4 separate regions of the Mus musculus genome follow, and regions 2, 3 and 4 are each linked to region 1. The links are chromatin loops, found by intact Hi-C in ENCODE. Cell type or tissue: heart. All regions are shown on one strand. Each heading gives the region's core, and the rest is flanking DNA. Links, peaks and the distances in the headings are about the cores only.

Evidence for each region. Hi-C counts contacts between places; a loop is a spot of excess contacts. Peaks named below come from ENCODE experiments on the same cell type or tissue, not always from the same donor. Only the 100,000 strongest peaks of a DNase experiment are listed, where the experiment ranks them.
Region 2: it touches region 1 in a loop (5-fold over the local background); 11 of 42 quality-filtered maps call a loop at or near these places.
Region 3: it touches region 1 in a loop (2.6-fold over the local background); 3 of 42 quality-filtered maps call a loop at or near these places.
Region 4: it touches region 1 in a loop (5-fold over the local background); 11 of 42 quality-filtered maps call a loop at or near these places.

The regions. Positions count from the first base shown.
Region 1 is chr2:125,256,637-125,264,165 of GRCm38, reverse strand. It overlaps Dut (deoxyuridine triphosphatase), which reads right to left. Exons shown (of 6, transcript NM_023595.6): 4 at 7,243-7,317; 5 at 7,026-7,096; 6 at 5,117-6,809. The coding sequence ends at 6,753. Among named protein-coding and RNA genes, the nearest start is that of Dut, 13 kb to the right of the region's middle. In heart, for the core only: a CTCF peak has its summit at 4,710 (motif pointing right); no DNase peak of the experiment used is centred there.
Region 2 is chr2:125,719,912-125,727,440 of GRCm38, reverse strand. Shc4 (SHC (Src homology 2 domain containing) family, member 4) reads left to right here and starts at 3,293. Exons shown (of 12, transcript NM_199022.2): 1 at 3,293-4,648. The coding sequence starts at 4,064. In heart, for the core only: a CTCF peak has its summit at 3,555; DNase peaks (open chromatin) are centred at 3,218 and 3,560; H3K4me3 peaks cover 2,488 bases; H3K27ac peaks cover 971 bases; H3K27me3 peaks cover 2,803 bases.
Region 3 is chr2:125,318,452-125,325,980 of GRCm38, reverse strand. Fbn1 (fibrillin 1) reads left to right here. Exons shown (of 66, transcript NM_007993.2): 50 at 1,030-1,155; 51 at 4,216-4,365; 52 at 4,720-4,785; 53 at 5,002-5,118; 54 at 6,865-6,984. Among named protein-coding and RNA genes, the nearest start is that of Dut, 75 kb to the right of the region's middle. In heart, for the core only: no CTCF peak of the experiment used is centred there; no DNase peak of the experiment used is centred there; H3K27ac peaks cover 1,101 bases.
Region 4 is chr2:125,728,755-125,736,283 of GRCm38, reverse strand. No RefSeq gene overlaps it. Among named protein-coding and RNA genes, the nearest start is that of Shc4, 8.4 kb to the right of the region's middle. In heart, for the core only: a CTCF peak has its summit at 4,432; a DNase peak (open chromatin) is centred at 4,383; H3K4me3 peaks cover 883 bases; H3K27ac peaks cover 1,222 bases; H3K27me3 peaks cover 180 bases.

The DNA of each region.
Region 1 (7,529 bases), core at 1,738-6,737:
TGACAAAGCAAGCTGATAATTCTCTCCCAGCTCTCTCACATCTGCACCAGGAAACGTTTGAAGATTGGAACCCTGTGAGGTACTGAGGAAAGCATTCAGCTCTCTCACACTCGAGGTCACACAATTTTGCAAGTCAAAAAAACGTTGGGAATGCCAAAAACATCACGCTGTGCACTACCAAATAAAAGAACACTGTTATTCTTACAAGGGGAGACTTGATGGGACAGGAAGTGGGCAGGCCTGCGACGTTTACTAATACCGAGGCATTTAACCCGTCGTGCAGCCAAAATACAATGACAGCTTAAAACAAATAAACAAACAGCTGTGACACAAAACAAAACCACTGGGGACATGGCCTTCACTGAATCCAGCTATTAGATTTTTGGCAAATACATGAAGTGGGTTACCTCAGACAACTCCAGGGAAAGTTCTAGAAGTCTTCTTGTCCCTGCTACATGCATTTCACGCAGATAATTAAGATTAAGGCAGTTTTAATTTAAGGTTAGAAAGTTCAAACAAAGAAGACTTGATCTTAAAATGTTGTAAGTGATTTCATTAAAGGGTAATTCTTGAAAAAGCCACATTCTCCTTAAAATAGGGAGGGGGAAGAAGAAAAGAGAAAATGGAAGAAAAATCTAGTTCCTTGGCATAATTTTCATTTTTGTTTCAACACAGCAGGAGGGCAGGGCCCGCTGGGTTCTCGGCCTTCCTAATGCCAGGGGGCGATTAGACAAAGTCCACAACCAGCCAAACCTTAAGGACATAATCTCACTTTTCAAACAACTCCTGCCCATTTGCTCTCAAATGTTGCTACATCCCATCTTCTGCCAGGCTTTGGGTCCACTGGGAGTCTTCAATTTATAATTGAGTTGGTTTTTTTTTTTTTTTAGTTAAAAAGCAAACAGAAAGTGACATCTAGTGGGCACCTGGATGAAAGCCTCTGCATCAGTGGTTCCCAGCCTTCCTAATGCTAGCACAGAGCCTCACGCTGTGGTGACCTCCCACCGAAATGTAAATATCTGACATGCAGGATGTCTGATATGCAAGCCCTGTGACGGGGTCGTTAAATACCCCAAGGGGTCACATCCCACAGGTTGAGAACTGCTTCTCTGGATGACAATTTCAATATTGTATTTTACAAATATTTAATTATTTTGATTCTCAAATAGTCTTTTATCTTCCTAAGATGGAAATAAAAAAAAACCTATTTGATAAAAAGACTGTTAAGAATGGCAAACTGTAGAGCCGGGCGTGGTGGCGCACGCCTTTAATCCCAGCACTCGGGAGGCAGGGGCAGGCGGATTTCTGAGTTCGAGGTCAGCCTGGCCCACAAAGTGAGTTCCAGGACAGCCAGGGCTATACAGAGAAACCCTGTCTCGAAAAACCAAAAAAAAAAAAAAAAAAAGAATTGCAAACTGTCGTTTTCTTTCCTTACAAAAAAACATTTTTCTTCTCAAAAAATATGAACAAGAACTTTGGAGATAAAGCACTAGAGAAACATAGAGAAACAGTAGCAGTGCTACTGGGCACTGGGGACCATGAGGGCGATAGCCAACCATGTATGTGGGCATGCAGACAAGGCAGGAAGCCAGCCACAGATCCCAGCTGATATGCCTTAAGAAGATGAACAAATCTATCTACTTCCTCGAGTGCCCACCCTCAAATTCGGGGAAGCACGCAGGCTTTTGACACTGGTGGGTGCCTTTGCTGGTTTCCTAAGTGATCAATGGAGTCGGCTGAGATTTTAATTAGGATTAGGGAAGCTGAACCTTGACCTTGCACAATTGCATTTCATGTATCAGAGGTGTCCAGGTGGGTGCACACAGGGACATCTACAGCCTGGATTTGTGAAAGGGACAGAAAAGGAAATCAGTCACTGCGAATGTGAAAGATGGTGTTCAGGATTTTCTTCCAAGAAACACTCAGCTGTAACCTAAATGCCAGTTGTATGCTCTCCCCACGTCTTGAGGAATCTTCTTTCTTGATAACCTGCAAACTCACACAGGGCACAGGCTCTCCTGAAACTTTCCACAAAACTCCTTCGATCTCCTCTCCCCACCTTCCCACTCACTGTAATCCTACTTTTTGGCTACTTAGTTGGGTTTTTATATCTACCACCCTTTGCCACCCTTATCCCTTACAATACCGCAACACTGGGTAGGAGAGAAAGGTTAGTGGGGAAAGGGGACACAGCTCATTAGGGACATTTAATTCCTAGGGGCAAGTCCACTCTTTGTAGTCAGGATATCGCCAACCAGCAAGCCAGCAAGCCAGCGAACAAGCAAAAAGCAATGCAGTAATAGCAAAACCACAAATGGAAGGACCAGCAAGGTCCAGCCACAGCAGGAGCAGCAGCAACAGGGACCAGCCGAGGCAGGAGTAGCGGCTACCTTGGGCCTTCTCAGGGCTCTCAAATTTATACCCTCTCAAGAGTACCCATAATTCTAAATGTAAACTATCTGCAGCTGGCAAAAATCATACACCATCTAGAACACAAGACAAATCCTTGCTAGTGGCTGTGGACAGTCTGAAGCAGGCTCATATCCCACACCTGGGATTAAAACAAAAACATTTACACGACGTTAACTGGGCTTTTGAAGAAACCAAACTTCTTACCGTCCGGATTCCAAGTGCTCCGTGCACCCAGAGCACTGTCTGAAATGTCATTTGTCTTCCCCCACTTTGACCGGAATGTATTTTTTTTCTTTTCATCCCCTCCCAAAGCACTACTGGTGTGGAAATACAGTGGTCAATTAGTCTGAATTGAGGGGACAGGGACAGGAAGCTCAGCACTAATGGCTCAGCAAACAGATTAAAATGTCACCATGGTGCTAGGAAGCTTGGGGGTTGGTTCAAAACATTTGGGGAAGAATTGGGAGTGGGAAAATTAGGGTGACACGGGACACCGTCACCCACAGCACTGTCAGAACCATGGGAGGCTATGGGACCACAGCGCTGTTGGAACTATGGAGACATGGGACCTACTGCACCACTTTCACTCATGCTTGGAACATCTATGTTTTCAAAGAAGCAAGTTTCTTGGCAATACTGGAGGCAGGGAGTCTCTCACTGGTCTCTTCTCCCATCAGTCCCCTACCATGTCTGGATGTCCCCTCATCCATATTTGAAGAGTCCCTTCTATCTCCCTGCATCTTTTCAGGCTTGCCTAAGCAAACTCCTACTCAGGTAGCCTGGAAGAAACTAAGACAAAGGAACGGACTTCCACCTTCACCCTAGGCAGTCCACCAGGGTGTGCAGAATAGCTCCTTTAGGTCAAAGTAATACACGTGGTTCCACACGTGGCTCCTCACTCACTTTGAAGGACCCCTCTCTTCCTGTTGTGTTCTCCAGTTCAAACGCCCAGGATTGAGTCTTCAAGGAGTGGGCATGGATGACTGTGCCAGGGCAAAGCAGTTGGAAAGATAAAGCTCTACAGAAAAGTCTCGAAGAGAAAGAAGACAGCTAATGGGCAATTATTTTGCCTACACAAGATGTTCAAAAGACACTGTGCTGTGCACAAATAAAACCATCTTTACAAAATCCATGTCTTACCCCTCCAGTTCTTCCCATCGTCCAAAGTCCACACAGTCATGGCTCACCTGGAACACTGAGGAATATGAATGCACAGCCTGCCCTGAGGGTACTGAGAGGCAACCTCTCTGTTCCTTAGCTTCAGCTGGCCCAACTCCTTTAACAGTTTTGTCTACTTGGGGAAAAGATGGGGTCTTATCAAAGATCTGAAGCAAGATTCAGCTACTGTCCAAACTCCCCAAAAGGTGTGCATACCATTTTTTTACTGCCTTTCCCCAGGAGACTGAGTTACCATTCCCTCCCAAGGAGTCTGGGAAGGTCACGGGAGAGCTGGTTGGACTTAGGCACTGGGATCCTTTAACTGAAAGAAATGAGGACTTTCAACCTAACCTTCTGAAGCTTGTCATCAGACATCTTCTTTGCTTTGCCTGTGTGTGTGTGTATACACACACACACACACACACACACACACACATATACACATATATTTTTTTTCACTTCTGAGATAATTGCAGCCGACAGGCAGCTTTTTCACTATTATCGCATCACTACATGCTTCCCACGGGACAGGATGGCGTGGCATCCATCTTTTGCCCCCAACACTATTACCTGTCATCTCCCAGCATGCAGCGTAAGGATTTTATCCCTATTTGCTTTTGCCCCCTCAAAATATACTTCCTCAGTTTCCCGTCACATGTCCTGACTTCTCTCCCATTTGACAAACCACCACCCTGGTGGCATTAAGTCTGGCTGATTTGGACTTTGCCTTTGCTGTTTAATGACTACATCACTTCTGTTTTCATAGCATGATCGCCTCTGTTGGCCTCAAACTTGGGATCTTCCTGCCTCGACCTCCCAAGTACTGAATCTCAGGTGTGTATCACCACTCACGTCTTTAAACTTCTCTTCCGCTGAGAGTGACTGCTGTCATTGGCCAGGCGTTCTTTGCTGTGCATGTTAGATCCACCATCTCTACTTTTTCTTATATCTGTCTTTATTTTTCAGACTCAGTATATTAAATATTGCCCTTTAGGTCACAAGGGTAGCATGCGGTAGTCCATTACCTTAGTTGTTTCATTTATATCATCTAATAAGAGAACAATTGAAGTGAAAGCAGTTAGCACCTACACACTAGAAATGATGGGGCTTTTATCCCCACTTCAGCCCTGTTTTAGTAAGATGCCACAAGGTGGCAGTATTTGCCATGGTCAGTCTGGTCTTCACAGAAGCCGAGACCTCACTCCCACATATGAACCATATTCTTTGATTTAAAAGCTTGGGAGAGCTGTTAAATTTATTCAATATTTTGGCAAGAACCTAACTTAACCTTGAATGTAAAGTTTCCAAACTCGTTTTCTATATTTGGGTTTTCTTCAAAACTTACATATATTTTCTGCATTAAGAATATAGTGAAATATGCCTGGCATGGTGGCGCATGCCTTTAATCCCAGTACTCGGGAGGCAGAGGCAGGCGGATTTCTGAGTTCAAGGCCAGCCTGGTCTACAGAGTGAGTTTCAGGATAGCCAGGGCTACACAGAGAAACCCTGTCTGGAAAAATAATAAAAAGATGCACATAAACCAGATGCTGGTGGCGCACGCCTTTAATCCCAGCACTTTGAAGGCAGAGGCAAGCAGATGTCTTGAGTTCGAGGTCAGCTTGGTCTGCAGAGCAAATTCTAGAACAGCCAGGGCTACACAGAGAAACATCGTCTCAAACAACACATAAAAAATGTAATCTTTTTCCTGAACCATGTTTTTGAACATTTATAGAAAGTACAAAAAAGAAAAAGAATTTACCAAGCCCAACAGTGTCTTTTCCAAGAGAATTAAAAATAGTTACATTTGTGTCTTTCCTACCCCCAGAAACTCATTTTTAAATTAGGACCAAGACAGTCTTAATTTGTCTATAGTCTTATATAGATACTAGACTTATTCCTTTAGACCTGCTAAATTACAGAAAAAAAAAAAACCCTCCCCAGTTTAACCATGTAGTTTCAAATAGACACCTTAAAACATATACTTCTTGAAGTAACCTCTAAAATTTTAATTTATGCCTTTTCTGTTTTCTTTTCTTATTAGAAAAAGCAACAACAGGACACCTGTGTACACACAGCCAGCCTCCAAATGGGGAAGTTCGGAACACAAAGATACTTTATTTTCTGTTTGGGGAAGATAGCCAAGCCAGCCTTTCTTAGGATGATAAAGAGTGCATTTCTCAGCTAAAATGATCAGGTCAATTACCTGGTGGCAGGGTGGGGCGGGGCGGGACGGGGGATTTGTTTACACTAGCAGAAAAAGCCAAAATGTCCAGCCGCAGATAGCATTATCATTTGAAGGATGGCATGCCTTGCATTGTTTTATCTTCGGACACTCCTAAATCTGTTGCTAATACTAACATTGGTTTGGCCTTTAAGATTTCTATTCACAGACAGTGGGACTGTGAGGGGAAGCAATCAGGGTGGCAGACAGTCGTGTCGGGCAGGAAACTGCTGGAAAAGCCACTGCAGGGAAGAAGGACCTCCACCATTACACACAGGGTGAGGCCCTAGGATCCACAGAGTTGCCTGGAGGCTGCACGGTTCACAGCTTTAAGGAGCAATCACCATGCTGGGTGGGCAGGCTTTCAGTGATACCTTTAAGTCATTTCTGCTCCTGTTTGTAGTCCCTCCCCCACAGTACCATAAACTCTAAATTGTATTTTTTGTGGGTTCAAAATCTGGGGTGAGCAGATCTTCTAAGTCCCAGTGTCACACAGCACCAGTGCAGAGAAGAACAAGGAGTAGCTTTTAACATGACCCTCTTTCCTTAGATAGCATCTCATACTAGCCCAGGCTAGCCTAAGTCACTGCAATCCTCTTGACTCAGCCTCCATGTTCTCCAGTCAGTTTATGTAAAATCATATCTGCTAAAAGACAACTTTATTGGATTAAAAAAAATTACAAATGATACAGCAATTATGATCAAAAACAGTTTTTGGAAGGCTATAATTTAAATAATACAACAACAACAAAAAATCTAACTGTACCCTGGGTTTTACCAAGTCTGCATGTCAATGCCATGCTCACAGTGCAGACTTACAGGCGACCTCAACCAGGGAACAGAATCGTTCCAACGTGATGTGATCGAGGTCTCCTTTCCTGCATCCTAGAACACCAAATGCTTCCGAAGTTAGAGCTTCTGGTTTCCAGTGTTGAAACAGCGAGATACTTCCAGCAAAGTTCTAATTCTTCCCGGTGGAGCCGAAGCCTCCTGAGCCTCTCTCGGTGTCATCCAGGGTCTGAAAGACATTATTAGGAGGAAGGGAAAGGAGCGGCAGTCAGAGCCTCTGCACACTGCACGGACCCATTCTGAGGAAAGCCAATCAAGTCTCAAACTAAACACCTAACCTTGCTTGAAGACTACCAGTCACTAGCCCCACAGCTCATCAGCTGAGCCGCCCCTCCTCCACTGGACACACACACCAGGCATTCTCCGCTCAGTTTCCAGTACTCACCTGCACTTCCTCTAAGTCTGGATAAGAAATCCGCTCACAGATGAGCTGCGCAATCCGATCACCTTTTTTCACTTCAAAGAAAAAGCAGAACACAGATTACCATCGCTGTGTACTGACCCATTTTCTGTAACCTGCCTTGTTCAGTGAGAACTAGAGTTAGTTTTTTACTGACACAGGTAGCTCAAAATGTTTCCATGAACATATTGACTTAACTCACCTTCAAACTTCTCTTTCCCAAAGTTAAACAGCACGACCCCAACGTTTCCTCTGTAATCCTCGTCTATGACACCAGCTGGAGGAGACAGCAATGTTAGCTTCGTTCATCAGGGGTCTGCAGTGACCTCAAAACCACTTTGCCAAAGACTTCCTGAGATTACAACTGACAAAGTCACCCTTAGGCCCTACAGAGTCTGAACACAAGTTTTACTAAAATGCAAGAATTTGAAAAACGTGTCCCGATTTTCCAATCTGAATGCTTATCAAGTGGTGAGCATTTCCTACTGC
Region 2 (7,529 bases), core at 199-5,198, 460 kb before region 1:
CAGGTCAGTCACTAAGCCAGTCCAGCTGAGGGTCCTTTTCCTACACTGAGCTGCCAAATACACAGTGCATGTGGGCAGCGGGCAGGCCATCAAGGTTTCTCATAACCTGTAGCCTGGCTTTATCTTTGCTTCTAAGAGGTCTTTGGTGAGCTGCCTACAATTCCTTATCTCTGGCGGCTTTGCAGAGTAGAGGCAGGAAAGCAATAGGTGGGAGACCAGTTACTTTCTGGCTGATCTGGGATGGCAGACTCCGTTAGGCATCTCCACAATACTGGAACCTGTAAGAAGAAATCCCCACCTCTCCTTTCCACCACCAGGGAGCAATGAGCCTGCAGTCTCAACAAGGGCCAGCATCTAGATGTGGGGTTTCTGATCATCAGGTGGCAGTGGGTCTGGCAGCCGTATGTCCGGCGCCATCATCACTCACCAGCTGGAGTCAGGCTGCACAACTTACTTTCCTTTACTTTAGTACAACCAGTTTAAACGTATCCTGGACTAGCTTACAATTGAGTGAGACTCAGACTGTGGTTGTTTTATTCGGCTTTGACAATTACTGGGAGTTACTCCTAATCTGCTCTTCTAAGTGCTGGCCTGGCTACCTCCCCAGTGGTGCACCTCAGATACTTGCTGTTTCTCCTGGTCACATGCTCATGATCCATCTCCCTTCATGGTGGCTTCCTCCTCTCCTCTCATTCTTTCTCCTTCTCTTCCTGGTCTCTCTTCTCCACCCTCAACCAGGTAACTCAAAACCCACCTACCTCTAGCCTCTCCAGTAATTAGCTGTAGACAATTTTATTTAACCAATCATTTTTTGTTTGTTTTTGTTTTTGTTTGTTGAGACAGGGTTTCTCTGTGTAGCTCTGGCTGTCCTGGAACTTACTCTGTAGACCAGGCTGACCTGTCTCTGCCTCCCAAGTGCTGGGATTAAAGGCATGGGTCACTACTGCCAGGCTAACCAATCATTTTAAATCAAGGAACAAGGTTTGCACAACAAAAGTGTGTAAATGTGAGAATTCACTTGTAGGCCTAGATCTTCAGGTACAGAATTTAGCATTACAATCCATTGCAACAGACCAAACATTAACACTTTATGCCACAGTGCAGACAGTTGTTAATACTACTGGCACACAGGCATTACCTGGTGGGCTAGCTCTAGTGACCATTACTTAGTGTTGTCTTTGTTTCTGTTTCTAGTGGGAGACGATATATTGGCCCTTTTCTCCCCATATACCTTCTTAGCCAGCCATCTCCAGGGCTGCTGGACAGAGGGACAGCTTTTCAGCGGGTGATAGTGAATGTCTTCCAGGCTCCCAGGACAGAGAAGTAGCTCACAGCGTCATGCTTGCTGGTCCACCTAGCTCAGCCTGCAGCCCCCAGAGTGCCCTATCATGCTGGTCTGGTCAGCACAATGCAGAGCTGCCTAAGAGGGCCTTCTAGGTCACTCAGGCCTACAGGCAGAACGGCATCCTGAGGTCTTGTTAGAGTTTTCAGCATCACCACCTTTCCCAGACACAGACGAGCATTGGGAATAGCTTCTTGAGACAGTGTTCCTTCCTTGGTGTCCCTTACTTTGTGGTACTTTTCCTTTTTGGTTGCCTAAGATGACATAGTATACTCTAGCAGTTGGGAACACTACTTCAATGGAGACACCCTGGTTCCATTGGCCTTTAATTTGCTTATTTATTTTAACGATTTATCTTATTATTTTAAAAGTATAGGTGTGTGCCGTTTTTAAGTGTGTGTGTGTGTGTGTGTGTGTGTGTGTGTGTGTGTGTGTGTGTGTGTGTGTTTGCAGGTGGCCATGGAGTCCAGAAGAGGAGATCAGATCCTCAGGAGCCAGAGGTACTGTGAGCTACCTGACACAAACCCTTTCAGGTCCTCTGCAAGAGCAGTACACGTTTTTAACTACTGAGCCATCTCTCCAGCAACCTTTTAAAAAATGCTGCCCAGGATGCTTCGGAGATGCAGGTACTCTCCCGGAGCATTGTGGGGATGTTTTACAGGGACTGTAGCTATTTCATATGCTCCCACACGTCATTCATTAGCTGCCACTCACAGACAAGGCCATTACCACTCACAGGAACTTCTCTCAAGGTAGTGGGATGTTACTGTGGCATGGCATACGGTAAGGTGGGACCCAGAGGAGAAGGCAGAGATGAAAGAGAAGCATGCGTAGCAGTAGAGGTACTAGCGGATTTTTTCAGTCTTACTCCCTCCTCCTCCCACCTTCCACTCCCCTGATCCTGTCTCCCTAGGTTCCGGGTATATGAGTTCTGATTTAGCCATTCCTTTCGTGTTTGCCAAATGTGGAGGTGCAAAAAGAAAGTCAGAAAGGAAGGTATAGGACGCCACAAAAGGCCTTCCCAGTGGATAGAAAAAGCTCACAAAGTTGTCAGGCAGGATACTAACAAGCCGTTCTGAGCCTAAGCACAAAAGCTTGGCGGCGGCGAGGCGCCTTTGTCTCCTAGTCACCTGCACTGGTTTCATTCAAACCTGTGTTTGGATGGCCCTGGAGTTCAGGCTAAGTCCTGAGCACTCGAGAGCCCGTGGTCAATGAGAAGGTGAGGTGGCCTTCTTCCCAGATTCTCTTGGCTGCTGCCTTAGTATTCGAAATCATGAATAGTCTCAGGTACTGGAGCCAAGGCTCACAGAGAAACGCAACCTCAGCTGCTTCCTCCCGGAGACTCTCACCCCACCCCCACCCCAAGGTCTCAGCAGTCCGCTCTTCTCAGCTCCTGAATGAACCTGCATTTCCTCTGCCCAGCTGGGGCTCAGGCTTCCTGTGGGCTCAGCCTTTACGGTTGTCTTCCCGGGGCCTTTGATGGGCTCAGGAAATTGTATCAGACAGAAGATGGGGCGGCAATCAATTAAAAAAAAAAAAAACGTTTCTAAGAAAAACGAATCTAGGCTTTGAACAAGAGTTGTTTGTGTAACATATGCCCTAATGTCCATGGAACAATATATCTAATTTCTAGCTCCTTTCTCGCCCCTCCCCATCTTAACAAGAAAGGAAATCGATTTTTAACCTTCTGATTCCCAGCATACTGACGATCCAGGAGCAAAGATTGCCTTTACTTTTAACCCATTCATCAGATATTACCCTCCCTTTTCTCTGCCCGGCTTCGTTTCTCCCGGCTACTAGTTAGTATATTCACGGTGCATGACTCATGAAGCTGCAGCCTGATTGGATGAAAACCAAATCGCACCCCCCACACCCCCACCCCCGCGCCGCCCCAAACGGGTCAGTCAATTACAGCTATTCTCGGCTCCATTCACAGATTTATTAGCTCTCACACAACGAGGGAAATTCATTCGGCAAAGTTCATTCATAAAAATTTCAACAGCCTGGGTATCGTCTGCTCAACTCAGCCTTTTGCTGTGCACAGGCTCCTCCTGAAAAAAGCCTGCAGGAGAGTACAGGAGGGAAGGGCGCCCTGAGAAGGGGTGGGCCGGCCGGGATCGGACCCGAGCCACACAGAGGATGCCCGGACCTCAAGCTGGAGGAACAATGCAGACCAGCGCCCGTCGCTAGGACTCCTGGCTGGTGGCCCAGAACCAAGATCCTCCGAGAGAGGGCAGCCGTCATAACCCCAGCCCATACAGAAGGGCCTTTGACTCTTATGCGCTTTTTTATTTTTCCCTTTGAAATGAACAGTCACGGGAACAAATAAAGGGTTAATGGGCTAGTCCCTGCCCCGCCCCGTGGGAGCTGGAGGGGAGCAGGTTTGAAAGTTCCTGTGCGCAGAGGAAAAGGGGGTAAATATTTCTGCTAAGACTAGAGGCGTGGTGGCACCCGCTGCCCCAGCCTGGGGGACGGGACTCCGGGGCGAAGACACCCCCGCTCCCACCCCACCCCACCCCCCGCGCTCCGGGGGCCTCTGCCAGGGCCTGGAAGGGCCGGCCTGCAATCAGAGCTGGGGAGGCGTCCTCCGGGACTGTCATCCTTGAGCAGTCTCGGACCCGGGCTGGTGACCGCCAGAGCAGGAGAGGTGACTGTGGCGTGGGTCTACCGGACTGCGAGGCACTTTAGGCTGCGGTGCCCAGTCTCAGCACTGCTAAGGCTATGCGAGAACGCAGCCAGGACAGCCAGGCAGGACTCACGCTGTATGTAGGACTCTTTGGGCACCTGGGGATGCTTCACAGGACCAAGTACAGCCGCTTTCGGAACGAGTCCATCACGTCTTTGGACGAAGGGAGCCCCGGAGGCTCCGTTGGAAACAAGGGCTCGTCGCCGCCTCCCTACCCAGCCCTGGCCCCTCACCTGCCGACTGAGGATGCCACTGTGTCCAGCCAGGAGAGCCCCACGGCGCTGTGCACCTTGATTCCCCGTATGGCAAGCATGAAGCTGGCCAACCCCATCACTTTTCTGGGTCTGAAAACCTTCTGCTTGGGTACGAAACAGGTGAGCCGGTTGAAGCTCCAAGAGAACCAGGATCAGACTCCAAGCCGTCCAGCGTCCCCAGAATCCAATCTAAACAGGACTGGACCTGCACCTGCACCGGATCCGGACCAGGTGGGACGCAGGCCCACCTCTTTGCGTCCTGATACTTGCCCACTGCCTGGCCCTGGAGAACCAAGCCCCAGGAGCAAGCAGGACGGGCCCCCTCTGCAGCACCTGTTGGGGAACGGTCTGAACTACTGTGTGCGGGTAAGTCCCTTAAGGCCTACTCCCTGAGCACTCACAGGAAGGGCAGCTGTGCTCTCTGCGGGGACTTCGATTTAACCTGGCTGGGCTCTAGATTACAAGACATACCGCTGGATCAACCGAAGGGAGAGTTGGCCTTAGAGATTTCCTACAGGGATCTGACACATGCCAGAGTCAGATCCACTTTGCTCCAAGGGTGTGAGCCATTGCTAACCCATAGGCAGCTGTTGGCTCAGACATAGCTTCTCATAGAGACAGATAAGATGGCAACTGAGACGTGGTATAAAAGGGATTTGACGTGGTTTTATTTATTTATTTATTTATTTTGGAATCGACATTTCAATGTTCAGCAATTGATGCATCTGTGAGAGTACTCAGGGACTCTGGGACAGGGGAGCCGGGTGTAGCTGGGTTCTGAGATTTATGAGAAGGTGTATCTATGGTAGAAAGGTTGATTCAGGACAGGCGCAAGAGTAGATCAAAGTCACTGTGGGGTCTTCGGGGAAGCTTGGGGTTTGTCCTGGAGAGGGCACGGAGAGGTGGAGGTGACGGCTAGCACAGTCCCCAGGGACTGAACAAATTAGAACAGGGAAGAAAGGGAGGTCATCAAAGCTCTTCAAGGGCCAAACAGAGAGGCTATAAACACTGGTGAGCAAGATCCTCATAGGTCCGCAGGCATATCGTGAATGTAGGTCTTAAAAGATTCATCTGATGATTTATTTAACTTGTGCTGAAGCAGGAAGAGATCCTCGAGGCCAGTGAGAATGCTTGCTGTTCTTCATGGAGGGTGTAGCTGAGTTAGGATGAAGACTAGAGAATGAAGAATAACTTCCAAAGTTAAGTCCTGGATGATACTCAGGATGCCAGAGTCAGCAGAGTCAATTGGGAAGGGGACTCATCAGTTTGCACTTGACCTCTCCGATAACAACAGTGCTATCTAGAGGTGCTGGTGTGCAGGTGAGCAGTCTCATCAGCCCGGCAGTGATTGAGCTTAAAAAGTCAGAGCTGAAGGCAGAAGAGTGGGTGATTGCTTTGCACACTGACAGCATCAGGCTCATGGACAGCTTGGGGGATGCTGGAGAGATTACAGAGAGAACGGGCTTGGAGCAGACTTGGTAAATGGATGCCCACAGCCCCTAAGGAAGATAAGCGTGCAGAGCCCAGCTCCTGCCCTCAACAGCAAGTAGCATACTGTGACCAGGCTTGCATGTTTGTGGAAAATCCAGAAGAGCATTACACTTGTCAAGCTGTAGGGTGCCAACCCTTTATGGTTTGGAGTGACTCCCAAACCTGGGCTCTTGGCACCTGCCTATTGCCTTCAGATTCCTACCTTCAGCCCCACCTTTCCTTCTGTCCTGTATCCCTGTCGGCTCCCCACACTCATATCTTTACCAGTGTTTCTGGGTTTTTAATGAGGACACCAGCTGTCTTCTCACAGTGGTAATAACTTACTCCAGGAGAAATGCTGACCCCATAACCCAAATGAACTCACAGTTTTGCTATGATATTGTGATGTGCATCTCTGGTTTTAGCTGCCTTTCTCACAAAATCTAAAATATCTTAATATTTATAGAGCCTAACTTGAAAGACAAAAGGGTTTCATTTGTCATGTTATCAAGTTAAAATGTCTCAGAGGAATACAAGAGGAGTAATTTTTCAACTCAGAAATTATCTGGGTTCCTGTCTCCTACATACCATTCTTAGTTCTCTTCCCACAGAGTCCCACCCTGGCTGTCATTCTGTCCTTGAGAATCCTACTGGGATGTGAACCAGTTTTTAAAAACGAAGAACCAGCCTCTTAATTTTCATTGAAAAATATTGTACTGAGAAAGACACATCATGGCTGTGCAGTGCTCTTGTCCATAGGAACAAGCATACATAGATGCAAAGCTTGGTGGGGTGATAGATCAGGTTGGGTGGGGGTCGAGCAATGTCCTAATGGCAAGTGAGCATGGGCCAGTGAGGACTTTAAAGGAGCCCCCGAGTTTCTCCTCATTTCCATATATGTCACTATTGCTGTCTACTCCCAGGTACTCATGTGTCTGACTGCCACATACTATGAACCAATCACATTGCAGGATCCATTGTAGAAGCTGGATGTTGATCAATGAAATAGACGAATCCTAAGCATCAGAAATGATCTTGTCCCTGTTTCAAATGTTAGTGATGCCTTGGAGATGTGACAGCAGAGTCAACAGAGAGGCAGTCACTTGGGTGGAGAAGGCTGGGTCCTTGGGGTCAGAATCAACATTGTGATTCTTCATTCATTGCAACAGAGACTCCGTTTTCCATCTACCTTAAGTTAGAGCTGGCTTTGGCTTAAGCAACCTTTGTAAAAAGCGATTCTTCTTGTGGTCTTACGATGTAGAATTAGTAATGCTATCAACATTTTTTTTTTATGGTTCCTAAATGCTTATTTTTTAAGGGACATTTATTTAAGCTCAGATTTTGATTCTCTTGGAAGTTTCTCAGGAGAGGTGGCCTAACAACCTATTCTTTGTGAGATCCCAAACTGGGAATGAGACAGCTAGTCTGGGTAAAGTACTGAAGTAGGTGAAGTTCACTGCAGAAGGTGAAATCTGTAAGACACGTCTCATGTCTCTGAGTCCTTTGCAAGGTACCTTACTTGTCAACACACTCATGTTGGTCTTCAAGGTGCTCAGAACAATCCAAGGTTCCCATCCAGGCTTGTCTCACACCCCCTTCTCTTCTCATTAGCTCCCCACCCCAAGACATACTGCCTAGAAGCTTCCTGATGGAGCAAGGTAGATGAAGGGCCATGCTATGCAGGAGCGCTCTCTCCCAGGATCAGTTCATACAACTGGCCAGGCTGCATATCTGCAGGATTATAGACTACTCACTTAGCCCAGCCTTTCCTAAGTAT
Region 3 (7,529 bases), core at 1,428-6,427, 62 kb before region 1:
GGCAGAGCTACACAAATGTGAAGCAAAAGAGTTACATGACCCAAGAGGCAGTTAGTACATAACTTTGAAAATTTTAACTAAGACAATACAGCCCAGATTTAAGACTATAAAGACCTTTCTTCACTATAAATTTTAGCTGAAAGTCACAGGAAATGAGTGAGTTTGTTACAGTTGAGTGGCTGTTTTTCACAAAAGTAGAACGATCATGTTTTATTCCCTAAACAGATAATTTGGAACGAGAAAGGGAATACTTAATTATACAGTCAGGCCAACATACACAAGCTGGGAATCTCTAGGGAAAACCCTTATGGCACAATACTTTGGTTAACCAAACTACTCTGAATTCTCAGTAGGTCAGTCCTTACAGGCAATATGATATATTGATGTTCTGAAGACAGCAGGTCTTAAATCACATGTATCCAGTTCCTATTAGCTCTGTGATGGAAGTGAAGCCCTGGTCTATACAAGAAAGGGATTTTCATCTCTTCAGAAGCACTGACTTGAAGAGTAGAATCATCTTCTGGGATGGGATTGTGCTTAGTAAGGCCTTTACAGCCGCCGCAGTAGGGTATTGGGAATGCTACTGCATGGGGTGCTGGGAAGGCTCCATCAGCCAGTGCAGGGAGATCACCTTTCATTGAGGTCAGCACTGGACTCGGGTTGTGCAATGGTGAGGTGCGGGGCTGGAGTTCTGGCCTCTCTCCCAGTTCAGTGTGGTGTGGAGGTCATACAGCTTCTCTGATTGGCCCTGTACCTTCTCAAGTAAGGGGCTCATTTCTGTGACTGCCCTGCACCTCCATGTGTGAGTGGTTCATCATTATAACTCGTAGGAGGCTCTAAGAGATTCCATTTTTACATCGAGACTTGTTAAAAGTAACTTTTAAAACTTCACTTCAAAATTCTATCACGGGCAGTCGCTTCTCTGTTGCAAAGGCACTGAAACAACTCCCCACTGAAGCTGTATGTCTCCGTGCAGTGACCGATGCTGTCTGGATGACATTCTGACTCTGATGTGTATAATTCTTTCAGATATTGATGAGTGTGTTGAAGAGCCAGAAATCTGTGCCTTGGGGACCTGCAGCAACACTGAGGGTAGCTTCAAATGTCTGTGTCCAGAGGGGTTCTCCCTGTCCTCCACTGGAAGAAGGTGCCAAGGTAAATGCCTCTGGAAGCTTTGGACTTTCATGATTCTGTGTTTATTTGTTATGGTCTTATGTTTTAAACATGGCGAAGCTCTGAGTCTTTGTGAACGGGAAGATGTTTCATTCACCCACAGGTCTAATGATTACCATATGCCCTAAGGTTCATTTTGACTTTTGAGGTTAAAAACTCATCCATCAAGTTTCAGTTGCTTATACAACTTTCTTGGCACTTACACCTCTATCACTCTGACAAGCACAGATGCTGAGAGGCTCCGGGGGGGGGGGGGGGAGGGCGGGCATCCCCAAGAGTCACTGATACTGCAGAACCTGGAGCAGACCAGATATAGGTTCGTTCCTGCCTCAGAAGCTGCAGCTTAAATGCATGTGGGTGCAAACCAAAATCTTCAGACAGAGAAAATGCAAACTGATAATCTGTTTCCCCCCCCACCCACTTTACTGTACATATCCTTTGGAGAAACCGAATACCTGTCAATGGTGAAAATATTCAAGGGCTTGCCAGGTTAACTTTAAAATAAAAGAAAAAAAAACTTTAAAAGACTCAGAAGGTAAGCACAAAATAATGTTTGGATAAAGCCCAGAAACATGTTTAGACATTCCCAAGCAGTGCAATTGTTATTTGGCTATACTTATACAAACGAGTTTAATGAATTACAGGGTAGGGAAGGCCCATAAATATTTAGTTTAGGATTTCTGTCCGTGTCTATTTGTTGCTTTGTGCTTTTAGTTGTTTGTTTACATTGTGTGTGTGATTTGCTTCATATTACCAAATAATAGGTGTAGAATACAATTTAAGATTCTAAAATATGGCTTTGGAATCTAGGCCTGCCAAGTTTTGGCCAGAGAAGCCATTTATGGGTATAGAAATCCTGTTTGCTCACCCCAACCACACTAATACCCACCCAGGCAACTGCAAGACACAGTTCTATTGTCTCTGAGTCTCCTGTGAACTCTTGTTACTATTATTCTGTCTGGTTATGGTTTTATTTTATCAGTTCATCAGTGCGGAAGTATGAAGGGAAAGGTTGCAAATTCTCTGGTTGGTTTGATCTTGTAGGGGCTATCAGATGACCACAAGGGTTTCAGGGTAGTGATTGAGGCACAGCTGGATTCAAGTAGCTAATCTGCCTGTGCGCTCCAGGTCAGCCCCATAGAGCCTGACTTCATTTGTGTCTTTGGCTTGCTTGGCCTGCATTCGGAAAGAAAGCAGTGAGAAGCCAGGTGCGAATCTGTCCATGTGGCAAGCCAGAGGAAACTCCAAGGCTATTAATTCAATTTGCACAGGCCTGTCACAGGGCAAGCTGACATTGCAGGAAGAAGCAGCCCAGCTGTGAGAACCCTGCCACATCCCTCAGCCAGAGCTGAGGAATGCAAGCAGGGAAAATGACTGCCATAGTTCCAGAGAAGTTTCAGAGGTCAGGAAGGGCTGTTCGCAGATGAACTGGTGAGCAGGCATTCTAGTGAACACTGGCTGAGGTGAGCACTGAGCTATGTGAGCACTGTGCTGTTTCACATGACTGAAAGCAAATCTCCTATTGAGTGCAGGTTCTGCTGGCACCTGAAATTTTGAGACAGAGATTTTTCTTATAGGGTGTCAAATTGAATCAGGCGTCTATTGGGTATAAAGTAAGGAAGTTACCCAGAAGCCCTGATATGGGGTTTTGAAGCACCAGATGCCTCTGGGACTTTTTGCATTTGAGTCTCAGTCTGAATCCAAGACATTTATTTTCTTTTGGTGTAGAGAGTAGTGTGGGGAAGATTGAACATTGAACTGGATCGAGAGTAAGGTCAGCAGTTTAAGGATGGCTGTAGGAATAAGTGGTAAAAAACAACTCTGTTTATGCAAAACAATGGATGGGACAAAGAACTTGAAGAATAAAGCAAATGAAAAAAAAAGATGTCACCCAAGAAATGAGAATTACTTAAGTCTTGGCATTTCTCCACAGAGTAAATATTTGGGTGGCAAGCACTGCTGTGGGAGTGTGCTTTCTGGACTGGAAAACTGAGAGTAGAGAATGCAGAAGTCAGAGGTAGTCAGAACCCAGGAAGCAGGAAGGGTACAAAGCGGAAGTGGAATCAAGTCCTCAGCTCTGCAGAGCTTAGCCACAGGGTAATGAAGGAGACGTAATGCCTGGCTCTGGAAGTCAGGTTTGAAAAAACACATTCCAGACCCTACATTAGCTCACTTCTCAGAGTCACCCACTCTGCTCCATAAGGATGGGAACAGTTGGCTTCCAAAATTATGTCAAGCAACACTGGAGCATTTTATAAGAGAGATATCACCTTTTCCTTGGAGTTTCCAGAGCAATAATGAATATAAAGAAATACATATATTCTTTGAAAGAAGGGTTATTTTGCTTACACCCACCATAGCCCTGCCTTCCGTCTTCTTTTTGCTTCCTCTTTCTATTGCACTGAACAGACTCGTTGGAAACTTAATTTGCTGTAGCTGTGTGTGCATGAGTATAAAGTCTGCAGAAAATCCCACTTGAAGTTTGTCCCCACAATTCCATGCATAGCTACTTCAGGGAATGCCCCTGGTGGCTCAGTTGACTAGTCCATACACTTACCACTCCTTCATTTGTCCTATGTAGTGGTGTGGGGTTGTCTTTGGTCCCAGAGTATATAGGACACAGAATGACGGTATGTCTTAGAACCAGGAGGCTCTCCTGTCTTAGTCTGCTTGCTGAAAGTTGTACAAAACCCACACAAGAGAAGCCATCATACGGGCGTTTCTTCCTGAATGACTCTATCTGGGGATGTTCCAATCCTGGCATTGTTAGTGGAAGTCTATTAAGGCTGGAAAGTTTGGAGTTTACTATTCCTATCAGGTTGCTTTGAAGTAGCAGGTAAACTGAAGGAAAAAGATAAAGCAACCTGAGTCTGTTCCTCCTATCTTGCCAGCTGTCTGTGACTTCAGCAGTCTCAGCTCTTTCATGCTTCCAATTGCTTTTGGAATATTGTTCTAGTTAATGAGGGAACGCATTGATCTACTATCAGACAATGAGGATTCAGTAGGAAAGCGACTAGAATGTACTGTGGATTTATGTTGTAGATTTGCGAATGAGCTACTGCTATGCGAAGTTTGAAGGTGGGAAGTGTTCATCACCCAAATCCAGAAACCATTCCAAGCAGGAGTGCTGCTGTGCTTTGAAGGGAGAAGGCTGGGGAGATCCTTGTGAGTTGTGCCCCACTGAGCCAGATGGTAAGTCTAACATCTCTGTTTCTCATCGCATGATCTCGTGTACATATGACCATGGAACCATGAACAGTGTAAGCCTTACAGTCAGTAGAGTCATCAAATTCTAAGTGTAACTTGAATGCCATTTAAACATATTTTACCAGAGGAGCATGGTAGTTATTTTCTCTTTTAATAATGTTGTAAATCAGAGTCATCCAAAGAGCAGGCACGTCGTTGAGAATCTTGGTGATGTCTCCTTATTTCTGGGCATCTCTCACTGTGTGCAGCACGTGGCCACAGCCACACAGTGGATGGGGGCGTGGGAAGGCTGTCATTGTCTCTGATCTGCCCACTAATGAGTCTATCTCTCCACTACAGAGGCTTTCCGCCAGATCTGCCCCTTTGGAAGTGGGATCATTGTGGGCCCTGATGACTCAGCAGTTGGTGAGTGCCCAGCTAGGTCTTCCCTGCCTCTTTGTCCTTCCTCTGGGTCTTATTTCTCCTTATCTACCTGGGAGAAATAATCTCTTCTATTTGACGTCTTATCATGTGGATTTTAGTTGTATTGTGATATTAGATATTCACTTACTGAAAACTGACATGACAATAGTTTAAGAAAAATACCTTGGTTTTTTATTGTTTTTTCTTTCTCCACTTAAGATATGGACGAATGCAAAGAACCTGATGTCTGTAGACATGGGCAGTGCATTAACACAGACGGCTCCTATCGATGCGAGTGTCCTTTTGGTTATATTCTGGAAGGGAATGAGTGTGTGGGTGAGTAGTGATTCAGTCCCTTCCTTTGAAATTGTTTTATGCAAAAATTGAGCGATTTGGCTTTTACTGAACCAAGGTACGAGTCATGTTCTGTTCCTCCACTGAGGGCTTCTTCATTTAGACTCCTAGCCAGTCCCCACCCTGTGCTGGGTAGGGAGCTACTACAGTGAACCAAGCAAGGATAGTCCTTCCTTGCATGGCCCTTGTAGTCTAACTTGGAAGGCAGTATCTCTTAGGACAAGAGATACTTGTCCTAAGAGATACTGAAAAGGACAACAGAACAGAAGAGTGTCCTAAGAGATACTGAAAAGGACAACAGAACAGAAGTCTTAGTGAAAATTAAAATATACTGTTAGTGCCCATAGTTTATACTTTCAGTATGTAAAAACACCAAGTTTCCTATGCATCTTGTATATTTGGTAATATGGAAGGCCAACCACCTTATTCAGTGTCTTATTTTAGCCTTTCCATTAAAATGTCTAAGGATGGCTTCTATGTGGACCACTTACTCTTAATTCTTTTCACTATATGCTAGAATTAAATATGTCCAAGAACTCTAACAAAGTATTCCTGTGACAGTGTGATCAACACTGAATGTCCATGTGTGCAGATTAAAAAGTACTGTCTTCATATAAAGAGAGGGGGTCTGAGGACTGTAGCACGAGCTAAGGGTGGGATATAAGTATATTCAACCTCTCCCACCTTGGGGGTACTACTATGCAAGTGAAATGGTTTGTGTCTAATTACCCTGGCAGCTCTAAACTGCAATGATACCATTGTTTTTATTAAATCAGAGAAGACGCAGTATTCTGGACTAAATGTGAGATTTAGTAACCTAACAGGAACAAATTTTATCGATGTTAGTGTTTTGGAATCTTCAGTTTGCGGCTGTGTATGTGCAAAAGGATTCTCCTCTCCTAGAAAGAGTGACCGTTGAGGAGAGCCTGCTGTGTTCCTCGGCTTCAGATATCTAAAATAGCAACGTTATCTCTAAAATTAGAGTTCTTTCTTTCCCAAGGGAAAATATTCTCCCTAAGGCCGAGGCCGGAAACAAGAACAGTGGACGATCCAGATGGATGGGTTAGGAGGCATCTATACTTTTTAGGGATTTTTTTTTTTGGTAAAATATTTTCTCTCTCCACAGTTGTTTAGAAAGACCATGACCTAAACATGTTTTCTCTCTCTCTCTCTCTCTCTCTCTCTCTCTCTCTCTCTCTCTCTCTCTTTTTTCCCTAGTCTTTTCTTTTTCTGCCTAATGTAAACCACCTGGTTTTAACAGAATCAACAAAATCTACTTGAATGTTGGGTTTTTTTATCCAGTATATTCTATTTAATCTTAGGTAATTTTCTATTTTATATCTGGCAAAACTCCATCATATGTAAGCCTTTTTGTGTAGTGATGTGAAGTGGGACCAACTGGAGACTTTGTCTTTGAGCCAGCAGAAACCCCTGGCTGCATATAGGAGCCTTATTTTAGCTATTAGGACATCTACTCCCAGGACAGTCTGCAGAAAGCCACTTGGGCGGTGTAAGGGCTAGACATCCATCTCTCTCACTGTCTCTGCCTTTGAGCAAGTGCAAACTCCAGCTAGAAACCAGTGGTCAGCAGGTTTCCCTCCTTGCAAGAACAGGATAACTGAGCAAGACAACACAGATCCAAGAACTCAGACAGAATGAAAAGTGATATCAGAGCCTTAGCTCCATTTTATCTGCACTCATTTTATCTCCACTTTGGATCACTGGCAGATACCGATGAATGCTCTGTGGGCAATCCTTGTGGAAATGGGACCTGCAAGAATGTGATTGGAGGTTTTGAATGTACCTGTGAGGAGGGGTTCGAGCCTGGCCCAATGATGACTTGTGAAGGTAAGTAAGGGTCTCGGATACAGAAGAGACAGTTGCCTATACTGACCATGGGAGCAGCTGTTTGATTGTAGTTCTTAAGATCAAATACCTTTCAGGGCATGGAGAGTTAAGAACATCTGAGCATGGCAGGCTGTTGCATCATTCTTCTCTGTGACCTCATATGGTCAGGAAATATAAAGAAAACAATAGAGGTGACTTGTGGCAGAAGTTATATTGTATATAACGGAATGCTCACTAGTGTGTCTTTCTGCTTACATCTCAATACAACTCCTCATTTACTACCTCCTGTCTTATTACTCTCTATTTCCTTTGTTGTTTTTGTTTCCAAGGCTCTTCTCCCCTCCCCCACCTCTTTTGTATTCTCCTGCTCTCCTCTTAGAAACATCTGCTCACAGAGCTAGATAACCACTGACATCCTGTGGTCATCTGGAGGCAATCCCAAAGGAGAGGTTGCCTAACCCATAGAGGCATCTGAAAAGTATTTGTCAGTGTGACTGCCTGGAAGGAAGTATGGAAAAGAAAGAAAAACTAGGGAGTGCCAAAGA
Region 4 (7,529 bases), core at 1,803-6,802, 470 kb before region 1:
TCAACAATAGATCTGCTGCCATGTGCTTATTTTTGAGTGTGGAATGCCATCACTTGGAAACCACATTCACAGGTGGTGTTTTATTTTAAGAGACTGTTTGAAACATCTGTTGAGTAGTTAATGCCCTGAAAGTCTAGAGATACCATAAACTCAGTTCTGGGCCACCCTAGAAAACAGATAACCAACACAGAGCAAGTCACATGACAAGTTTGGTTTTTCTGTGCAATTGGAAATATGTTTATGCTGTAGTTTATTGGGTGTATGATAGAATTGTGTTTGGACAGTGCATGTGATGTCATTTCAGAGTATTTTATTATTAAGCACCTCCAGTAAGTTGTAACTGAAAAATGAAACCTTGATGTGGGTGGCTGATAACATCAGAGTGTATGTTCTGATGTTGGGTTGCCAGTGGCACTGTTGGTGCTGATGTTGTACTTAACACGGGACAGTGAAGCCCCTGCATCCTTTGGCTCTTCCTATTACAAAAGCTGTCTCTAGTATGTCATTCTGCTTTTGAGGTATCTAGGATTAAGCCCATACTCTCAGGAGTGCTAGGCAAGCCCTGCACTAAGCCACAGTGTGGCTCAGTGGCATCTGAGTGTAAAACATGACAAGTTAAGAGTGAATCCTTCAGTTGCAGCTTTTTTAAAAGCTGATTCTGATTATTCTACTTGTTCCCATGACAGCAGAGCTTATAGTTTCTCTGCTAGGCATAGACTCCACCTCAGAAAACCACTGCTTTTGCTCATGTGTGAGAAGTGACTCATTACTAAAGCTGTGTGAGAGAGATGTTTCCCCCATCACACCCTAAATCTGCTTCTCTTTATGGTGCTTTTGTTATGTTTGCCACAACCATAGTTAATTCTCTACTAAAATCTGGAACCCTTCACCATCATCTACGAGAGCTGAAATTGATGTTGACACTTCCCCAAGAGTCACATTTAAAAAAGAAAAAAATTGGTGCAGGGAATTGAACCCAACTTCCTACACAAACTAGGCAAGCACTCTGACTCTGAGGCACATCCCCAGCCCATGACTTCCTGATGACATCTGGAGTGATCATTTCCAGAAGGTTTTTAATTTTTTTTCACCAATATCCATCAGGGGAATCACTACCTATGGCAGCTATAGCCTTTCAGAAGATGTATTAGTCAGCTCCTTGTTACTGTAATAAAATATTTAATACTGGCTGTGTATAAAGAAGAAGTGGCTTTGATTCTTGTCACCTTGGTTTGTTCTGTTCTGAGACATCTCCCTAAGTTGCCTCCACTTTCTGCACAGTGGCTTTCCAGACCTGGGCTGCTGTACCCACCCAGTTTGACACAGCTCCTAGCCCAAGTGCCATTTCACCTGCTCATGCATGTCACAGGGGCAGCAGCTTTTCCCAGTCCCAGTGAACCAACATCTGCACACTTGTCTAAGTCTCCCAGCTTCTTAGAACTGAGGAGAGTTAATAGTCTGTCTCTGGGTTGGGCTCTGTCTTAAGGGAATGCTGTAGCTAATATGATTTTCTGGTTCATACCACTAGACTTGTGTCAGCCACCTGGCTCTTGTGCTCTATGGCCATGTGTGTGTGCACTGGGTTGGTACTCAGTTTCCTTCATGGGCCTTGTGGGTTCACTGCTTCGCCGGCTGGTGCCAAAACCCAGCTTCCAGCCTATCTCAGTCTTGGGTATGTCCTCTTCAACCTTTTGATTGAAAGTGAGAGACCCATACTTCCCCTTTTGGTTCAATACTTACAAACCATAGTATGGTTATTAATTTCAATATTATTCTATCTTAGAGACTAGGGAAGCCCTAGGAGATGGTGAAAGGCAGCAGCTGGTTGATGAAGCAGCCAGAACACCTCCAGTACTTACTGATGTGCAGTTCTCTGTCTTATACAGGCATGGGTCGTGGGCACCCCCTGTACTGGCTGGTTTTGTGTCAACTTGACACAGGCTGGAGTTATCACAGAGAAAGGAGCTTCAGCTGGGGAAATGCCTCCATGAGATCCAGCTGTAAGGCATTTTCTCAATTAGTGATCAAGGAGGGAGGGCTCCTTGTGGGTGGGACCATCTCTGGGCTGGTAGTCTTGGGTTCTATAAGAGAGCAGGCTGAGCAAGCCTGCGGAAGCAAGCCAGTAAAGAACATCCCTCCATGGCCTCTGCATCAGCTCCTGCTTCCTGACCTGCTTAAATTCCAGTCCTGACTTCCTTTAGTGATGAACAGCAGTTTGGAGGTGTAAGTTAAATAAACCCTTTCCTCCCTAACTTGCTTCTTGGTCATGATGTTTGTGTAGGAATAGAAACCCTAAGACACCCCCAAAACAATTACATAACCCAGCATCATCAAATGTCACTGAGCCCAGATCACCAGTACAAATGTAATAATAATGAGTGTATTTGAAACATTGGTAGGATTACTGAAATAAAGATTCTGGGAGTTGAAATGAGTGCTGATTACCAACAGATGTGCTCAGCAGAGGGTCAGTGCGAACCGTCACACTATGTGGAGCACTGTGTTCATGAAGAACAATACAATGAGGAATGGGCTCAGTGACTTAAGCTGTCTCTCCATCATTCTCTCAGCTTAGACCTTTCTCCATGACTGACTTGGAAGCCCTCTGATAATTTAGTTTTTTTTTATCAGCCTTTAATGACTATTAGATATTATAGTTACATGGCAGTGGCTGACCTATTGTGTCTCTTTACAATAGCCCATGTCCTTCAGTGTCGGGGAAGCCAGTGTTCAGGTGTAAAAACATCTGAAGTCTTGGCTCTGCCATTTTTAGACAGTGGACCTTGATTAAATAACAGGACTGTTTATTTTTCTCCAGTAATTTGTGTATTTCCCTTACATCCCAATCACAGCCCCTCCCTATTCTCCACCCAGTCTCACCCTTACAAGTCCCTTTCCCCATTTGCTCCCTCCCCTTCTCAGAGAACCTTCCATGTGTACCTCCCCACTCTGGGGCATCTAGTTCCAGCAGGACTAGGTGTATCTTCTTCCACTGAGGCCCAACCAGGCAGTCCAGGCATGGGGGAGGGGATCCAATGGCAGGCAACAGAGATGGAGACCACCCCCCACCCCACCCCCCATTTCTTACATGAAGAGGAAGCTGCACATTTGCTACAAATGGATAAGGGATCTAGGTCCAGCTCCTGCATGCTCCTTGGTTGGTTGTCCACTCTCTGTGAGCCTTCATGGTCCCTGGTTAGTTGACTCCGTAGGTCTTCTGTGGTGATCTGGACTCCTCCAGCTTGTTCAGTTCTACCCACCACTTTTCCACAGGACTTTCCAAGCTCTGCCTGATGTTTGGCTGTGGGTCTCTGTCTCAATCCGCAGCTGGATGACACCTCTCTCAGGAGAGAGACAGTTATGCTAGGATAGGCTCCTTCAAGTCGGGCAGTCATTGTTGGCTGTTGATGAATGAGTGGATGTGGAGATGCCCCATCGTAGGGTTAGAAAATGGATGTGCATTTTAGTGTGTGGGTGTGTGTTGGGGGGAGGAGGGGTTCATATTACTTATCCCAACTTCTCATTCTGCTGCAAGCTACTGGGGTGACTTGGTGCATTCAGGCAGAAGTGTTTGCCCTAGTCCAGGAGACTATGCAAAGACCAAATGTAAGGATGGTGCCTTTACCTTTGTCCCATTGGCCTCTCCCTACTGGCCAAAGGGGTGCAGCCATTAGGTCAGCCTAAAATTGCGGCTTTGGTAGAAAGAGACAGTAGACACAAGTGAATGGCTGGCTAGTTTAGAGTCTGCTGGGGATAACCGAGCCCATCTCCGGATTTCCGCCACTTCCCAACGAGGGTGAATTCTTATTGCTGCGTGTGTATCTCGTGTGCTTGGGCCCCTTCCGGACCACGGGTTCCCATCCTTTGATCTGGCTTTCACTCACTGGGAGCCCTGGCCAAAGGACGTGCCTTCTACACAACTGACCACTGTCGCAGCGACCAGGCAAGCACATTTCTATTTTCATCTCAATTCCCAGCATCTTGGGAAAGAACTTGGCTACTTCTCTGGACCAGACCCCTGCGGAGGGAGGAGAGCCTGCAGGCTCCTTCTGTAACCTTTCTTTGACTTAGACTCAGAAGACAAAGGTGATCTTGAGTGCTGCGGAGACACAGCTTCCCTTTATGCTACTACCAGGCCCCGGAGCCGACTGCTCACCAGTACTGAGGCCCCTTTGTCCTGGTGGGGGACTGTGGCCTCCCTCCCCGATCCCCTCCTCGCCAGTCGCTGTGCCTGGAGAAGCCTTTGGACTTGCCCGGCGCACACTGGCTCTTTCTTCTCGGCTCCTGCAGCTTCGGTGCAGCGCGCCTGGTCGCCTGGCCCGCCGGCTCAATCCGTGCAAAAGCTCAGGACGGCTCCTCCCCTGCCAGCCCCAGCTTCTGCCCGAGCTAAGGCCAAGGCCAATGGCAGCCCAGAACTGTAGTTCCCGCTGCCGTCCCCAGGGGTCGCAGCGATGCACCAGGAGGAGGCTTTCGCACCTAAGTAAGCAACCAGCTTCTAGGAAGTTATCCCAAGAAACAGGGATTAAGAGAGAGGGATATCATCTAAATCTTCTTGTAAAAACATCCAGACTGGCAGAAACGACGGAAGCCAGGGAGACGCTCATAAAGGTTATCTTGAACCCTTGGCTGGCATTTTAGATATTACAGTCAATCTCCGTGTAAACCTCTGTGGTAAATTATGGTGCATTTGCGCAGTGGCAGCAGATAGCCATTAAAATAACTCATCTGCAAGTGCATGAGAATTATGGGGATTTCGCCAAACGAAATGGGTAGAAAATTGTTTCTCTGTATAGCCCTGGCTGTCCTGGAACTCACTCTGTAGACCAGGCTGGACTCAAACTCAGAAATCCGCCTGCCTCTGCCTACCAAGTGCTGGGATTAAAGGCATGCGCCACCACGCGCGACTTGTTGTTATTATTAGGGAAAGAAAAAACTATGGTTACGTGTGAGGGAGAATGTGGAGATAGATGTGCTTTGCGTGAGACTAAAATGTCATCAAGGACTGTGTCTAAATTGGCATGTGGGTGAATTTAATTTTCATCTGTTTTGTTTTCGTGCCCGTCAATAAGGTACTTGTATGTAAATGAAAGGGGGGCTTACGGTGTGAAGTCAGAGAGCTGAAAGGGCTCATGGGATTCTAACAGCGGCTGGTGGAGGTCAGCCTCAGAACAGTGCTTACACGTGGCTGAGTCACCATGCCTGAGCATTTGCACTTCCACCAGGTCTGCCTTTTTCTCTGGGCCCTGCACTGCCTCTGCAAGCTGCAGGCCCCGTCCCTGTCACCTATTCTGAGGCTCCTCCAGCCACACCTCATCCCAGGCCTCTGTCTAGTGGAGGGAGTGGAAAACACAGAAAAGGCCTTGTAGAATGGATCCCTCCCCCTGAAGTTCTCTGGCCTAGGCCGGCAGCACTAAGGGGCCTCTCTAACTCTCTCTCTCACCTAGAAGCCCACTTTAGGGGAGGTAATGTGGCAGGCCTTAGCTGGAGGAACTCACAGTTCCCCTCTCAGCCTCCTGAGTGCGAGGTTACAGGCATTTGCCCATCGTGGGGTTCTTCTTTTCACCTTGATCTGATTTGTTGGAGAATGAGAAGAGAACCAAATTTCCAACCCAGGCTGGGCCTCCTCCTCCTCCTCTTTCCTCTTCTTTCTTCTTCTAATATCAGGTGGAACTGTTCCTTTCTTTCTGATACAACACAAAACTTCATCCTGTTGGCATTCAAACTCAAATCAAAAAACCTGTCACAAATTTAACCGCTTAGCTAACACAATTCACCAGTTTTTCCTAGGTTAGTCTGTTCTCTGTCCATTGTAGATTCTCATATTGCATGGGCGGCATCTAGTCACCTTATCCCAAGGTCTTCAAAATTCCCTGCTTATTATTCCGCTGAATCAAAGTCTAGCATCTCATCTAAGTCATCTGCTCAGTTTCCCCAAATCTCATTAAGCCATCTAAACTAGGAATGACTGAGAAGGAGCTACCCTGGGACAAAGTAGTCTCTATTTGTGGACCCGAGAAAGCGAAGAAACAAATTGCTTGCTCTTAAAATATCACAGTGGAGTAGGCATGGAAGAGCCACTAGCTACAATCCAGCTTTGAGAAAGAAGAAAGTTAGAAGCAAAAAGCATCATTGTGTTTCAGGCAGTTTACAAACCTGGCTAGGCACGCGCAGGTTCAAAGGTCTGGGAACAGTCATTGGAGGTCTGTGCATCTGTCCTGAGTCTTTCTGTCTGTCTTAAGACAGAAAGAAGATGGCAGCTTTGAGGCGGAGGCATTGGTAACCATCTTTGTGGAGCCTTTCACAGCAATGACAGGTTTCAAAATTCAGCTGCCATGAGGAGCATTTTTGAAAAGCCGCTTAAAAACCTATCTGGGAAAAAGGAGATGTGGATTCTCACGGTGGGTTTAGATGCATCCTCAAACTGCCTTCTTGTACAAGTTGACACTGGGAAGATGCTGGTGACCATCCTGTAACAGGTTGGTTGTGGAGACAAAAGGGTAGTGAAATAGCAGCTTCACACTCTGGAATGCTGGTGGCCTGGACAAAATTAGACCTTTATGAGGACATCATTTTCAGAGCAGTAACAGTAATGACAGAGGGCAGATCCCAAACTCACCCGAGCGCTAGCCAACACACTCAGAAAGGCGGGTTTCTGAGTAAAGAAGCAGGATCGTCCGGAGGCTGTGAACACAGCAGATACATTTGGCTGACACTCCCTTCACCAGAGAAGGTGGCACACTTGGGCCACATGTGTCACCAGTGGGGATGGCCTGGACTGGCTCCTCACTAGCTCAAAATTCAGAAGTGACCAGAAGCAATCATTGCCTGAGCATTGTGGCTAAGCCAGCTGGCTTTTCTGCACCCATGTGTACATGTGAGGAGCCCCTGGGCTGTCTGGCTCTCTTCCACCATGCCTTTTACACACTATGGGAGAACCAGAATGACATTAGAAAAGAACTGAAACGAACAGTGCTACGTTTTGAATGATACCTTCCGCCCCACTAGCCTTGATGGTTATTTTTGCAAAGTCCCTGTGGGAATATCTTTGACTGGAAATGGAGAAAGAAGCAAGAGCTGGGCAGGTCCCATTACTGTGGTCCTGGGTCTGGTATCTCTACAGTCCAGAATCTCATGCCATCTGACTGTGGTGACTCTTTGCAAAAAAGAAAGAAAGAAAGAAAGAAAGAAAGAAAGAAAGAAAGAAAGAAAGAAAGAAAGAAAGAAAGAAAGAGAGAGAGAAAGAGAGAGAGAGAGAGAGAGAGAGAGAGAGAGAGAGAGACGGCCATTTTCCCCTATCACGCTAAAGCTAGCAAGCTTCCTTTTCAGTGCTTTAAAGTGATTCTCAAGAAGAGATATCTGCCTGTGACCAGGCATGAAGAGGATCAGAAAGCAACCCTCTCCCTAAGTTCTGTTTCACCCCCAGCTTCTTGGTTTAGCTTGTTTTAGTTAAAGGAAGCAGCGAGCTTTTTTCAGTATAGCATAGACTGCTACATTGCAGAAGGTTCCAGCCTGTCCCTTTCCTCCCTCTC